Regions from separate parts of the Homo sapiens genome. Here regions 2 and 3 are each linked to region 1. The links are chromatin contacts, found by Hi-C in ENCODE. All regions are on one chromosome and are shown on one strand. Each heading gives the region's core, a stretch centred on a gene start or an enhancer-like site at or near the end of the contact. The rest is flanking DNA. Distances are from core to core; before and after follow the strand shown. Region 1 overlaps BLOC1S5-TXNDC5 (BLOC1S5-TXNDC5 readthrough (NMD candidate)). Region 2 holds the start of MAK (male germ cell associated kinase). Region 3 holds the start of GCNT2 (glucosaminyl (N-acetyl) transferase 2 (I blood group)).

Region 1 (4,310 bases), core at 1,311-3,810:
ACCTAGTGAGTGAGACAGTTAATGTACAATAAAGAAATAAGTACAAGATCTTTATACAAGATTATAAGATTAGGCAGTGCCGAATGTTAAAAGCAAAATAAAACAGGGCAGCATACATTTATCTAGTATAGTTGCTGCTTTGGCATCCATTTTGGGCCTGCGGTAAGTTATTGAAACCCAGTCGTACCCTATCACCTTTGGTCTAGTTAAAATGTTCCCTCCCTGTGTGGTTGTTTGTGAAACAGCCTGCTTGCTCTTCACCCCACAGCTGCTGACCACAGTAAAACCTAATGATCAACACCAGAGTGATGTAAGTTCCCCCTTTTGCACATTTTTAAATTTAACTAATTAATTAATTTGTTTGTTTGTTTTTTGAGATGGAGTCTGGCTCTGTCACCCAGGCTGGAATGCAGTGCTGCAATCTCGGCTCACTGCAACTTCCGCCTCCCAGGTTCAAGCAATTCATCTGCCTCAGCCTCCCAAGTAGCTGGGATTACAGGCGTGCACCACCACGCGCTACTATTTTTTTTTTTTTTTTTGGTATTTTTAGTAGAGACGGGGTTTCACTTTGTTAGCCAGGCTGATCTCGAACTCCTGACCCCAAGTGATCCACCAGCCTCGGTCTCACAAAGTGCTGGGATTAGAGGCATGAGTCGCCGTGCCCAACCACACGTTTTTTTAAATTAGCCAATCCACAACCCCCATGGGAAACCCTAAGGGATAAGGTCCACGGATCTTAATAAAGGCATAATCCCACAGGTCCTCTCTCTCTCTCGCTCTCCCCTCTCTCCCTTACTCCCCACTCCCTCTCCCTGGTTGAGCTCTCTGACACCCCTGGACTTTTCCTTAGCCTCCTGTTGGCAGCTCTGACCTTTCCGGGATCTGTAAGTTATACAGTTCTTCTGTTTCAGCCATTTTGGTTTCATTCCCTCATTTTGTCTCACTTGATGGACACAGGTGAACCTAGCTCCCCCACCCCACGCTGTTAGGGCTCTCCCAGAGAGTGGCTTCTTGGTTTTTGGCGTGTGTGTGTGTGTGTGTGTGTGTGTGTGTGTGTGTGCCGCAGTCTCGCTCTGTCACCCAGGCTGGAGTGCAGCGGCGCGATCTCGGCTCACTGCAGCCTCCGCCTCCCGGGTTCACGCCATTCTCCTGCCTCAGCCTCCCGAGTAGCTGGGACTACAGGCGCCCGCCACCACGCCCGGCTAAATTTTTGTGTTTTTGGTAGAGACGGGTTTTCACCGTGTTAGCCAGGATGGTCTGGATCTCTTGACCTCGTGATCCGCCCACCTCGGCCTCCCAAAGTGCTGGAATTACAGGTGTGAGCCACCGCGCCCGGCCAGGTTTTGGCCACTCTCAAAAGTGGAGACCTCAAAACCAAATTAGAAAGAACCACGGCGATGGAACTCACGACACAGGGTAACGGGATAAAGAGAGAAAGGGAGACACTTCAACATCCCTGTATTAGCCTTGACGGCTCAATTCATCAAAAAATACAGATTGAATATATAAGAAATACATATAAAAATGAAAAATATAATTAAAAGTACACATTATTTCATCATAACTTAAAAAATTAAAAGCTAATTAAAAATTTTTGGTTAAAAAGCTATTTAGAAAATGTTTAAAAACTCAATAAGTGGTTAAAGGAGAAAATTAACACTATAGTTACAATTATTTAGAAAAAATATGAGAAAATGTAAGTAAAATTATAGGAGACAAATTTTGCTCCTTGAGGCAAAGATTTTCACAGATTTCCCAAAAATAACATAAAAATCACTTACCATAAAAGAAAAATTTGATAAATTGGACTTCATCAAAATTAAAAACTTTTGCTCTTCAAAATAAACTGTTTTTTGGGGAGCTGAAGGAAATGTGCATTATCTTGATTGTGATGATGGCTTCAATGGTGTATACATGTCAAAACTCATCAAATTGTACACCTTAAACATATGTAATTTATTGTGGTCAACTATGTGTCAATAAAGTTGCAATGAAGAATTGGAAATAAAGAATTGGCAACTAAATACTTTTTTTTTTTTTTGAGACAGGGTCTCGCGCGGTCACCCAGGCTGGAGTGCAGTGATGCCATCATGGCTCACTGCAACCTCTGCCTCCCGGCTCAATTGATCCTCCCCTTCAAACTCCCCAATAGCTGGGACTACAGGTACTTGCCACCATGCCTGGCTAAATTTTGCTCAGTACAACTTTTTAAAACATGAACTAATTGTTGAGAAAATTAAAAGGCAAGCCATCAACCAGGAGAAAATATTTGTAATTAATGAGTCTGGCAAAGCACTTAAATTTAGAAAATATAAATAACTCTTACTATTCAACGATGGAACAAACAACACACAACCACACAGCCCATAAACTAAAGAGATCGGCACTACCCCCCGAAATGTACAAATGACCAAAAATAACATGAAAAGATGCTCACTATCTTTAGTCATCAGAGAAATGCAACTTAAAACCACAAAGAGATACCATTATACCGAACCGAGAACAGCTAAAAATAAAAAGACTACTAATAATCTCATTTATATACAGAATCTAAAACAAAAACCAACTCATAGAAACAGAGAGGAGAATGGTGGTTGGCAGGAGTTGTGGGTGGGGAAATGGGGAGATGTTGGTCAAAGGGTACAGAGTTTCACTTACAAAATGAGTAAGTTGGCCAGGTGCAGTGGCTCACACCTGCAATCCCAGCACTTTGGGAGGCCAAGGCAGGCAGATCACCTGAAACCAGGAGTTCAAGATCAGCCTGACCAACATGGTGAAACCCCATCTCTACTAAAAATACAAAAATTAGCTGGGTATAGTGGTGCACGCCTGTAATCCCAGCTACGTGGGAGGCTGAGGCAGAGAATCGCTTGAACCCAGGAGGCGAAGGTTGCAGTGAGCCAAGATCACAAGATCACGTCACTGCACTCCAGTGACTCTATCCCAAAAAAACAAAGCAAGTTCTAGAGACCTAATGTACAGCACAGTAACTGTAGTTAATAATAATGCATTATATGCCCGTAATTTGCTAAGAGAGGAGGTCTTAAGTATTCTCACTGCACGAGCACGCACGCACACACACACCCCCAAAAAGGTAACTATCTGAGGTGATGAATATGTTAATTAGCTTGTGATAATCATTTCACAATGTATACATGTATCAAAAATCATGTTGTACAACTTGAATTATATAATTTTTTATAAATTATACCTCAATAAAGTTAAAAAAACAAGGTTCAAGTTATAAAACATAGATATGTATAAGGATGTGAATATGTATATAAGCAATCAATATAGGAAAAATACATATACACAAATATATGCACATATACATTTCCTATTGAAAAGATGATGGCACCACATCCCTCTGTCTTGTCAAGGCAGTGCTTAGTTAAGAACACACCCCATCTACCACCAGGCAATTCAGTAAAAACAATGAGTGCTTTGTTTTTATGATGAGAAGGTAATGTATATAGTCTGCCACAATAATTTTCTGCTGTCTGCTTTTTTCATACTTAACAACTACTCTGATAACTCTTTCTAGAACATTCTCAGAATTAGCTCTAACCAAGCTCTAGCCCAAATGCCACTTTTACCTCTCAAATAAACTGCTTTTCCTACAGCCTGGACATCAAAAAAGTCCAAATAAGTGACCAAGAAATGGAAGAACACTTTTGAGTGACTGAGGAAGGGAAGAAATTAAATGAGCCAAGTCAGAACTCTCTGTAGGGTGAAGGTGAATGGGAAGCGTTGGGAAAAATCATTAGCACTTTTATGAAATGTATACATTTAAGATTATTTGTTGTTTTTGCCAGACTCCTTCCAGGCAAAGCATACATTTATAAATGTTTAAGTGTATTTTTTTTAAGTTCATTGCAGCTATAGAAATTGTTCCATAATGTGGAAGCCCCTGCCAAGTTTCCAGCTCTCAATTTCCCGAGATGTATAATTATATTATTATTATTATTATTATTTTTTGAGTTGGAGTCTCACTCTGTTGCCCAGGCTGGAGTGCAGTGGCGCGATCTCGGCCTACTGCAAGCTCTGCCTCCCAGGTTCACACTATTCTCCTGCCTCAGCCTTCCGAGTAGCTGGGACTACAGGCGTGTGCCACCACACCTGGCTAATTTTTTTGTATTTTTAGTAGAGACGGGGTTTCACCGTTTTGGCCGGGATGGTCTCGATCTCCTGACCTTGTGATCCACCCACCTCGGCCTCCCAAAGTGCTGGGATTACAGGTGTGAGCCACCGCACCCGGCCAGAATTATATTATTATATTATTTCGATTAAATGATTTGACTCTGTTTCTT
Region 2 (4,310 bases), core at 1,106-3,605, 2.9 Mb after region 1:
TGGAGTGTTGAGGATTACGGACGTGACATAGATTTTTAAAAGGTCAGATTAGTGGTTCTGTGAGGATCTGTCCCATTTAAGCCCTACCTAACCTTTAAGTAAAACAACTTTACATACTGCGCTCCCTAAGAAAAAACTTTGGAAAGGCTTCTTTTGAACTACATTAATTACAAAATCAACAGCTGCCCAGGGTGAGACGCTGATCATTGCAACTGTTCCTTCTATCCCCTGAACATACAATTGTCTAATGTAGAGACATAGACATCAAGGTAAAGCTTTTAAAAAATCATTATTCCATGTCCCTGCTCCCTGATAGCACATAAGCAACTACTTTTATCAATGTGGCATAGCAACTACTGATTACTAATCAAAAAGCAGTCTATGTTCCTTAAACACAGGCTTCCCATGGTTCTCCAGTTCACGCACAATAATATTTCTCTACAAGTTACATATATTCTTCTCTGTTGACCTATGGAAAACTAATCTACAAAATAGGAATATATTAACACAGTTTCTTATGTACATGAATATATATAGATATGATACATATGCAACAAAAAACCCAAGTAAATATAACTATCATCCTCAATTTAACAGAATTGTTAAAAACTTGGAATTTTCTACAATCAAGCTATAACATTTATTGACCTTCCTATGGGTTAAAGAAAAAGATGCTTATTTAGAGGCTTAATTATAGACCTACACAAAAATAAATACCCTTATAATTTATCTCTCATTCTAGTTTTCAACTTTTTAATCTAAGTTCATAATTACCGTTTCTCTAAGTGCACAATTGTTGTAAATATAGCCTTTACTCTCAACAGCTTTTGCCAGCTAATAAGAGATTCAGATAGGATTAAAGAAGATTAGCAAAGAGGGCAAATGAAGGGTAAAACAAGCGTCTGCCAAAAACTGAAGAGATAAGGCTTGGATGTCTTCAACGTGGCTTTCTAGAACATATTATGTCACTCCGAGGCTGGCTTAACGCTTCTAATACACAACAAAAGAGTAATTAACGTTTTAAAAGTCACCAAACTCTTTAAAAAGCAACGCAGGAAAAAAAGATCCCAAACTAACCAAGTCGAAGTTTTACAGAAATTAAATGAGCTATTACAATGGGAAAACAAAGACTGTATCTTAAAATATAAAAGCACAGTTCTCTGTGCTCATATTCACAAATTATTTCAAAGCTTATACACAAAAAAAGTCCACCCCGACGAAGAGATTAAACGTCCTGCCCGGTGCCTGCAGTGGAAGCAGGCGGTGGCGCGGTTGGGGGAACTTTCTCCCTCCCGGTCAAGCCTCGGGAATTGAAGGGCCGGGGAGGCGGGGCCCGATCGAAAAGCTGGAAAGTCACTTTTGTTTTCACCATTATTTCACTTAATGGGTTGTGTTTCTGAATAAATAAAGTCAGATAACTTTGGCTTCCCTCTTTGAGAATTCCGTTATCATTAGAACAAATGTCTGTTTCTTTTAAACGATTATCTAACCACATTTGCATACAGCTCTTTCCTTGTAGGATTGAGATTACTAACCACTAAAAACCAGTTTTATTGCTCTCGACACCGCACTCTCGACCTGTCCCTAAATTAAAACGGATTACTTGCAGAAAAGGGACAGTTTTCGTCACACACTTTCTGATCCGACTCTGCAAACCAGGGCTCTTAAAAGGCTCCAGGGACCGCGTGGTGGAAGGAGGGGGCGTCCCCGGGCGCCGGGAGTCCGGCGCCGTTGGGGGGGACGGGGGTGTGCGGAATTCCACTTTCACCTGAGCGTCCTTTGGGATGCACCAGCGAGGGCTGGAGTCGGACCTAATTCCTGTTTTTCTCCCTCCTTTTAGATTTTGCAACAGTTCTGAACTCAGTTCCGCTGCCTCCCTGAGACCCAATCCTGCCTCTCTGTCCTAAAAACAGTTTCCACCGCCAGCCCAAGCAGCAGGGGAGCAGAGGTGGGAGATCCCGGAGGAGAGTTTAGGGGCGGGGGTCTCAGGCTAAGGGACGCCCGGCCGTCATCCTCCCACGCCAGGCCGGCCCCCGCGGTCCAGGAGGCGGGAAAGTGGTCAAGAGGTCTGGGAGACACCGACCGCCTTCCCTCGGGCTGACCACTCCCGCCCGCTCCGCCCCTCCGGGGACCCTCCTCCCTCCAGTCCTTCCCCTACCGGCGTCAGGGACCGGTCTCCGGGCGGAGATTGGCCCTGGTAGCACAGGGCGCCGAGGGGACATGCCCGGCCAGCCTCGCAGGTCGGGCTCCGGCTGGGTCGGACAGAGGGTGGTGGCCCTGCAGCCCGCTGGGGATTACCTGTCCGCGCCTGCTGCTTACCTCGTTCGCTCCCTTGTGAAGCTCCGGCGTCTTGTGTGTTTCATCTCCTAGGAAACGGCGGGGGCAGCAGGCGGGCCTACGGCCGGCCCAGAGAGGGCGTGGCCTCGCGGGAAATCCCCGCCAATTCCCGCAGGCCCCGCCTTCCCCGGGGCGGGGCTTCATGGAGCCGGGGGACTGTCGGCTGAGCTGCAGCAAGTGTGCCATTTAGACTTGGGGTTTAGGGGAGTTGATTACCTTTTCAGTCAGGTCTTTGTCAGAAGTTGGTTTGTTTGCCCTTTATTTTGTTTTGGTTTTGTTCCGATTCATTCTACAAAGTCTTGATTAATTAAAATATGGTTCCCAGACCGGGCAGAGCAAGAGAAGGAAGTCTGTTTGCCTCATACTTGCACTTGTTTACTTGTGCCTGGGGAAAAACTGTTCTTGTATGCAGTTCCTTAAATTGGTCAATTCCTTGGGTATGTATTACCTCTTGAGCTGCCCTTCTAAGTTTGTTTCCATTTATTCATTCAGAGAACCTGCCTAGTATCAGCCACAGAGTTAGATAGTGGTAATTCCAAGAAAAATGACTGAATGTGTGAATAAATGGGTAAATTGTAACTAGTCTAGAATTTAGAGAGGAAGGCACACTTGTGTTACTGCAAATAGTTCAGATTGGCTGGCAAAAAGGGTCTACGAAACAGAAACATAAGTGATGAAGCAGTGGTGCGGCAAGTTAGTAATTATTAGGTGTCAGGATGTGGGCTTGGGACCAAGAATAGCGCCAAGGTAGACACGACAGACATGCCTGTGGCCCTCACAGCTTAAAGTGAAGTAGGCTTTCACGCGTATGTTTATGGCAGCACAATTCACAATTGCAAAGATGTGGAACCAATCTAAGTGCCCATTGACTAATGAGTGGATAAAGAAAATGTGGTATATATACACCATAGGCTGCTACTCAGTCACAAAAAAAGAATGAAATAATGTCTTTTGCAACAACTTGGAAGAGTGGGAGGTCCTTATTCTACGCAAAGTAATACAGGCGTGGAAAACCAAAAACTGTATGTTCTCACTTATAAGCAAAAGCCAAGCTATGAGTATGCAAAGGCATACACAGTGAAATAATGGACTTTGGAGACTCAGAAAGGGGAGGATGGGAGAGAGCCTAGGGATAAAAAAAACTATGCACTAGGTACCATATACACTACTCAGATGATGGGTGCACTAAAATCTCAGAATTCACCACTATATAATTCATCTATGTAACAAAAAACCACTTGTACCCCAAGAGCTATTGAAATAAACATTTAAAAACAGACGGGGCTCAGTGGCTCATGCCTGTAATCCCAGCACTTTGGGAGGCCCAGGTGAGTGGCTCACCTGAGGTCAGGAGTTCAAGACCAGCCTGGCCAACATGGTGAAACCCCATCTCTACTAAAAATACAAAAAATATCTGGGTGTGGTGGCACATGCCTGTAATCCCAGCTACTCGGGAGGCTGAGGCAGGAGAATCACTTGAACCCAGGAGGCAGAGGTTGCAGTGAGCGGAGAACGTGCCACTGCACTCCAGCCTGGGTGACTGAGCAAGACTCTGTCTCAAAATAATAATAATAATAAATGGCCAGGCGCGGTGGCTCATGCCTGTAATCCCAGCACTTTGGGAGGCCGAGGTGGGCGGATCACCTGAGGTCGGGAGTTTGAGACCAGTCTGACCAACCTGGAGAAACCCCATCTCTACTAAAATGCTAAAACTACAAAAAATTAGCCAGGCGTGGTGGCGCATGCCTGTAATCCCAGCTACTTGGGAGGCTGAGGTAGGAGAATAGCTTGAACCCAGGAGGCGGAGGTTGCAGTGAGCTGAGATCACACCATTGCACTCCAGCCTGGGCAGCAAAAGCAAAACTCCGTCTCAATAATAATAATAATAAATAAAAGATTCATTGCTCTCCAATAAATAAGTGAAGTAGGCAGGCAAAGTAAAAAGCATAAGTTAGATAGGTCATAGCAGCTTT
Region 3 (4,310 bases), core at 806-3,305, 2.6 Mb after region 1:
ACAGTTGGGCTTCTTTTAGTCTTTTCAAAATAGGTCATTTTAAGAATTGTTGATTTGGCCAGGCGGGGTGGCTCACATCTGTAATCCCAGCACTTTAGGAGGCCAAGGTGGGCAGATTACTTGAGGTCAGGAGTTCGAGATCAGCCTGACCAACATGGAGAAACCCCGTCTCTACTAAAAATACAAAAGATTAGTCGGGCGTGGTGGCAGGCGTCTGTAATCCAGCTACTTGGGAGGCTGAGACAGAATTGCTTCAACCCAGGAGGCGGAGGTAGCAGTGAGCCGAGATTGCACCACTGCATTCCAGCCTGGGTGACAGAGCAAGGCTCCATCTCAAAAAAAAAAGAAAAGAAAAAGAAAACAGACGACAGGTGCAGTGGCTCACACCTGTAATCCCAGCACTTTGGGAGGCCAAGGTGGGTGGATCACCTGAGGTCGGGAGTTCGAGACCATCCTGACCAACATGGAGAAACCCCGTCTTTAATAAAAATACAAAAAATTAGCAGGGCATGGTGGCGCATGCCTGTAATCCCAGCTACTCGGAGGCTGAGACAGGAGAATTGCTTGAACCCAGGAGGCAGAGACTGCGGTTAGCCAAGATCGTGCCATTGCCCTCCAGCCTGGGCAACAAGAGCAAAACTCGGTCTCAAAAAAAAAAAAAACGAAAAAGAAAAGAAAAATAATCATTGATTTGGGCCGGGTGTGGTGGCTCACGCCTGTAATCCTAGCACTTTGGGAGGCCAAGAGGGGTGGATCACTTGAGTCCAGGAGTTCAAGATCATCCTGGTCAACATGGTGAAACCCTTTCTGTACTAAAAATACAAAAATTACCCGGGCATAGTGGTGGATGCCTGTAGTCCCAGCTACTCAGGAGGCTGAGGCAGGAGAATTGCTTGAACCTGGGAGGCAGAGGGTGCAGTGAGCTGAGATTGTGACACTGCACTGGGTGACAGAGCAAGGCTCTGTCACAAAAAAAAAAAAAAAAAAAAAAAGTTGATTTGCTATTTCTTCAGTTTATCCTGGCTTTATGACTGGAAAAAAATTTTTTTTAACTCAGTTGGATTTTTTCTTTTTTTTTTTTTTTTTTTAAGTTGATGTCTCACTATGTTGCCCAGGCTGGTCTCAGAATTCCTGGGCTCAAACAACCCTCCCGCCTCAGCCTCCCTAGTAGCTGAAACTGCAGGTGCACACCACCATACCCTGCTTTATCCCCACTGAATTTTATAAGCTGCTTCTGACTGCAAAGTGTTTGGCAGAAGAGAGGGATATGGCTAAATGCACGGTATGACTAGCTTGTTTCCTGGGACAGGAATCAGTTCATTCCTGAAAGGGTATGTAAAGAGCCCGTTTGCCTGGCCTAGGAAAAGCCAGAGGTTCAGAGAGAGGAAGTGACTTGCTCAAGATATACAGCTTGCATTAGAGAGGAGAGAACTTGCCTTCTGAAAATGCCCAGGGCATTTTCTACTAAATTCTGCTGCCACCTTAGGATTCCCCTTCCCCAGTGTGGGTAGCATTTGAGCAGAACACATATCTAAATCTGTTAGAGGTTACCCTGGGGCAGAGACTATAAGATTTCCTACCAATAACTAAACATAAGAGTGGAACCTTAAACACGAGGGGTCTGTGAGGGAATCCAAAACTTCCCCTCTTGAAAAAGCAGCCTCTAAGGGGGCAAAATGGAGGGTAGTCTTAGGAAAACACCCAAATAATTATCCTGAGGTCTATCTTGGAGTGTCCTCATGAAAAACCCAGTTACACCCAGGGCAGTTACCTTTCTGAGCGGTTTCTTATAACATTCCTGGAGTGGAAAGTGATCAACTCAAAGCCCTCCAGGACTCTAGAGGCAGGGGATGAGCTGGTGTCAGGTAGCACCTGGTATCCAGCAGCTTAAAAAATCCAGACTCTAGGCAGGCTCTCTGTAGACGTGTGTTCTCCTGTCTCAGACTCTTAGGGCAGGCCTTGGGGGTGGGACTGAAAGCAAACAGACCTTCCCACTTTCACATTCCAGCCTCTGTTATTCCACTTAAAACGCTAGGGTTAAACTGCGTTTACCTTAAACAGGCTTACTGTGTTCACTGCTGGACGCCTCTGGGCAATCTTACCCTCCTGGGAACTGAGAGAGGTAGGTGGAGGTCAGCGTGCTGGGAAACTGGTGGAGGGAGGAAACTGCGGGGAGCTGGTCTTCTCGTGTTACCTCTGTTAAATCGCTGACAGCAGTTTAAGGTCCAATAGGCTGGTACTCAAATGGGCTGCGTGGATGTTTTATATTTCCAGAACCTAGCACAGTGCCGGGCATAAAGTAAGTACACCAAAAAATGTTGAATGAGTCATTTGGTCATGAGATTTCTGTTTTCAAAGGTTTTTTTTTTTTCAAAGAATAGCATGTTTGTATGTTGTTTCATTACATGATGGGCCTACTGGGCACGAGGGTTTTCCATCTGTCTCTAAATCATTAGTATCCTTCTGTATCTCAGTTACAACTTTTAACTTTGTAGGAAAGAACAACGTTCACTTCAGACTTAATGGTTTATGTTTCTCAGTTCCTTCAGGCAAGGGAAAATGTTTCCAGAATTTGATAAGGTACTTGGTACTGTCTGGCATTTAAATTTTTTTTTTTTTTTCCAGACATAGTCTCACTCTGTCACCCAGGCGAGAGTACGGTGGTGCGATCTCAGCTTACTGCAACCCCCACCTCCTGGGTCCTGCCTCAGCCTCCTGAGTAGCTGGGACTACAGGCATGCACAACCAAGCCCGGCTAATTTTTGTATCTTTAGTAGAGATGGGGTTTCATCATGTTGGCCAGGCTGGTCTCAAACTCCTGACTCCATGTGATCCACCTGCCTCAGCCTCCTGAAGTGCTGGGATTACAGGCGTGAGCCACCGTCCACAGCCTGAAATGTATTTTATTTAATTAGTTGCTGTGAGGTATGAACATTCCTGTGAGGTATGAACCTCATTTGATAATAGGTAAAATTGAAAATGAAGCTCTGGGCCATGTAGAAAAGTAGTAGATCCATATTGCCATTCTATGAAAACCCATCTTCTGATATTAAAGACAGGTCTACTAAGTAAATTCAGGTTTTGCCAAACTCAAAGCTACTTTTCTGTTTTCCTTATTTTTAAATGTAGGCCTTTGAGAGTCGTCACTTGTAAATAGTCTTTCTGCACCTGGTAGTAGATTGGCCAAATAGAGGGTAGTTACCTGTAGGCTGTGGTTTTCCAGAAGAAATAGGGAGACTGTAATCCCAGGCCCTGGGGACCCTACAGCGTAAAGGATCTGTTTCTTTGCACTCTGTTCTGATTGAACAGCATATTGCAATTATCGGAAGAAGGGAGGCTATATTCTTTCATGTAATTATTCTTAGTGATCAGAAGCTTGAGGTCTCCCTTGTGGAAGTATTCTACCTATGGCAGTAATTTTTGGTTCCTGTAACTTCAAAATCCTATCAAGGACTTTCTGAGCGATAGAGGTCGGGAGGGTAAGAGCAAAACTCCATCCAGAAAGGTGAAAACAACAAACAAAGCCTCGGGCACGGAGATTGGGCTGCTGTTCTAGCTTCTCATAATATCCCATTTATAGAATACACTCAATCCTCAACTCCAGGGTAACTTTCTGCAACAGTAAAATTAGACTTAAAACGAATGAGGTTCTCCAGCTCTGGCTTCTCCCGGAGACCCTGGCTTGGAAAGCCTGGAGTTGTCAGATATCTTTTCATGTGCAAACGCAGGCGGAAAGTGCCTTTAAGGCCTCGACTCCGCCTAGTAACTGAGCTGCTATTTAACTTTGCTCAGTCTTGCATTGCCTCAAAGTTATTTGACTGAGCTTGAAAAGACCAGCTTTCAGCCAGGCGCGGTGTGGCTCATGACTGTAATCCCAGCACTTTGGGAGGCCGAGTCAGGCGGATCACCTGAGATCAGGAGTTCGAGACCAGCCTACCAGCATGGTGAAACCCCATCTCTACTAAAAAGAAAATACAAAAATTAGCCGGGTGTGGTGGCACATGCCTGTAACCCCAGCTGCTCGGGAGGCTGAGGCAGGAGAATTGCTTAAACCCGGGAGGCAGAGGCTTCAGTGAGCCGGGATGGCGTCATTACACTGCAGACGGGGCAACAAGAGCGAAACTCCGTCTCAAAAGAAAAAAAAAAAAAAAAAGACCAGCTTTCTCTTATAGTTTCCTATTACTTTTTTTCCCAGCTATTTTTTGTTAAACGATCACAACCCACTTCATTTCCCCCTCGTAGCCTCTTCTTCCCCACAGCTTTCCATCCAGGTCTGGAATTAGCTCTGACTTCTCTAGAAGCCCTGAGCT

The links. A loop is a pair of places that touch in the nucleus more often than their neighbours do. Pooled maps may share reads with other maps.
Region 2: a loop to region 1 is called in a pooled map, with 21 times the contacts of the local background. The contact joins the promoter of MAK here to the enhancer-like site in region 1. A Hi-C loop is called at or near these places in 2 of 37 single-sample maps with no recorded cell type and 3 of 50 pooled maps.
Region 3: a loop to region 1 is called in a pooled map, with 4 times the contacts of the local background. The contact joins the promoter of GCNT2 here to the enhancer-like site in region 1. A Hi-C loop is called at or near these places in 8 of 37 single-sample maps with no recorded cell type and 5 of 50 pooled maps.

Annotation. Positions count from the first base shown.
Region 1 is chr6:7,960,796-7,965,105 of GRCh38, forward strand. The region is part of intron 4 of BLOC1S5-TXNDC5 (BLOC1S5-TXNDC5 readthrough (NMD candidate)); the gene reads right to left. Among named protein-coding and RNA genes, the nearest start is that of TXNDC5, 52 kb to the left of the region's middle. RefSeq lists an enhancer at 2,887-2,936. Within about 2 kb of position 2,561, at least 3 of the 41 ENCODE cell types and tissues checked have a DNase peak (open chromatin) inside an H3K27ac peak, as active enhancers do.
Region 2 is chr6:10,836,184-10,840,493 of GRCh38, forward strand. MAK (male germ cell associated kinase) reads right to left here and starts at 2,356. Exons shown (of 15, transcript NM_001242957.3): 1 at 2,320-2,356. RefSeq lists a silencer at 2,419-2,548 and enhancers at 2,769-2,828, 2,879-3,038.
Region 3 is chr6:10,519,296-10,523,605 of GRCh38, forward strand. GCNT2 (glucosaminyl (N-acetyl) transferase 2 (I blood group)) reads left to right here and starts at 2,056. Exons shown (of 5, transcript NM_145649.5): 1 at 2,056-2,122. It overlaps LOC101928146 (a long non-coding RNA gene), which reads right to left and starts at 2,111. Exons shown (of 3, transcript XR_001743961.2): 1 at 2,053-2,111. RefSeq lists enhancers at 1-622, 2,343-2,402.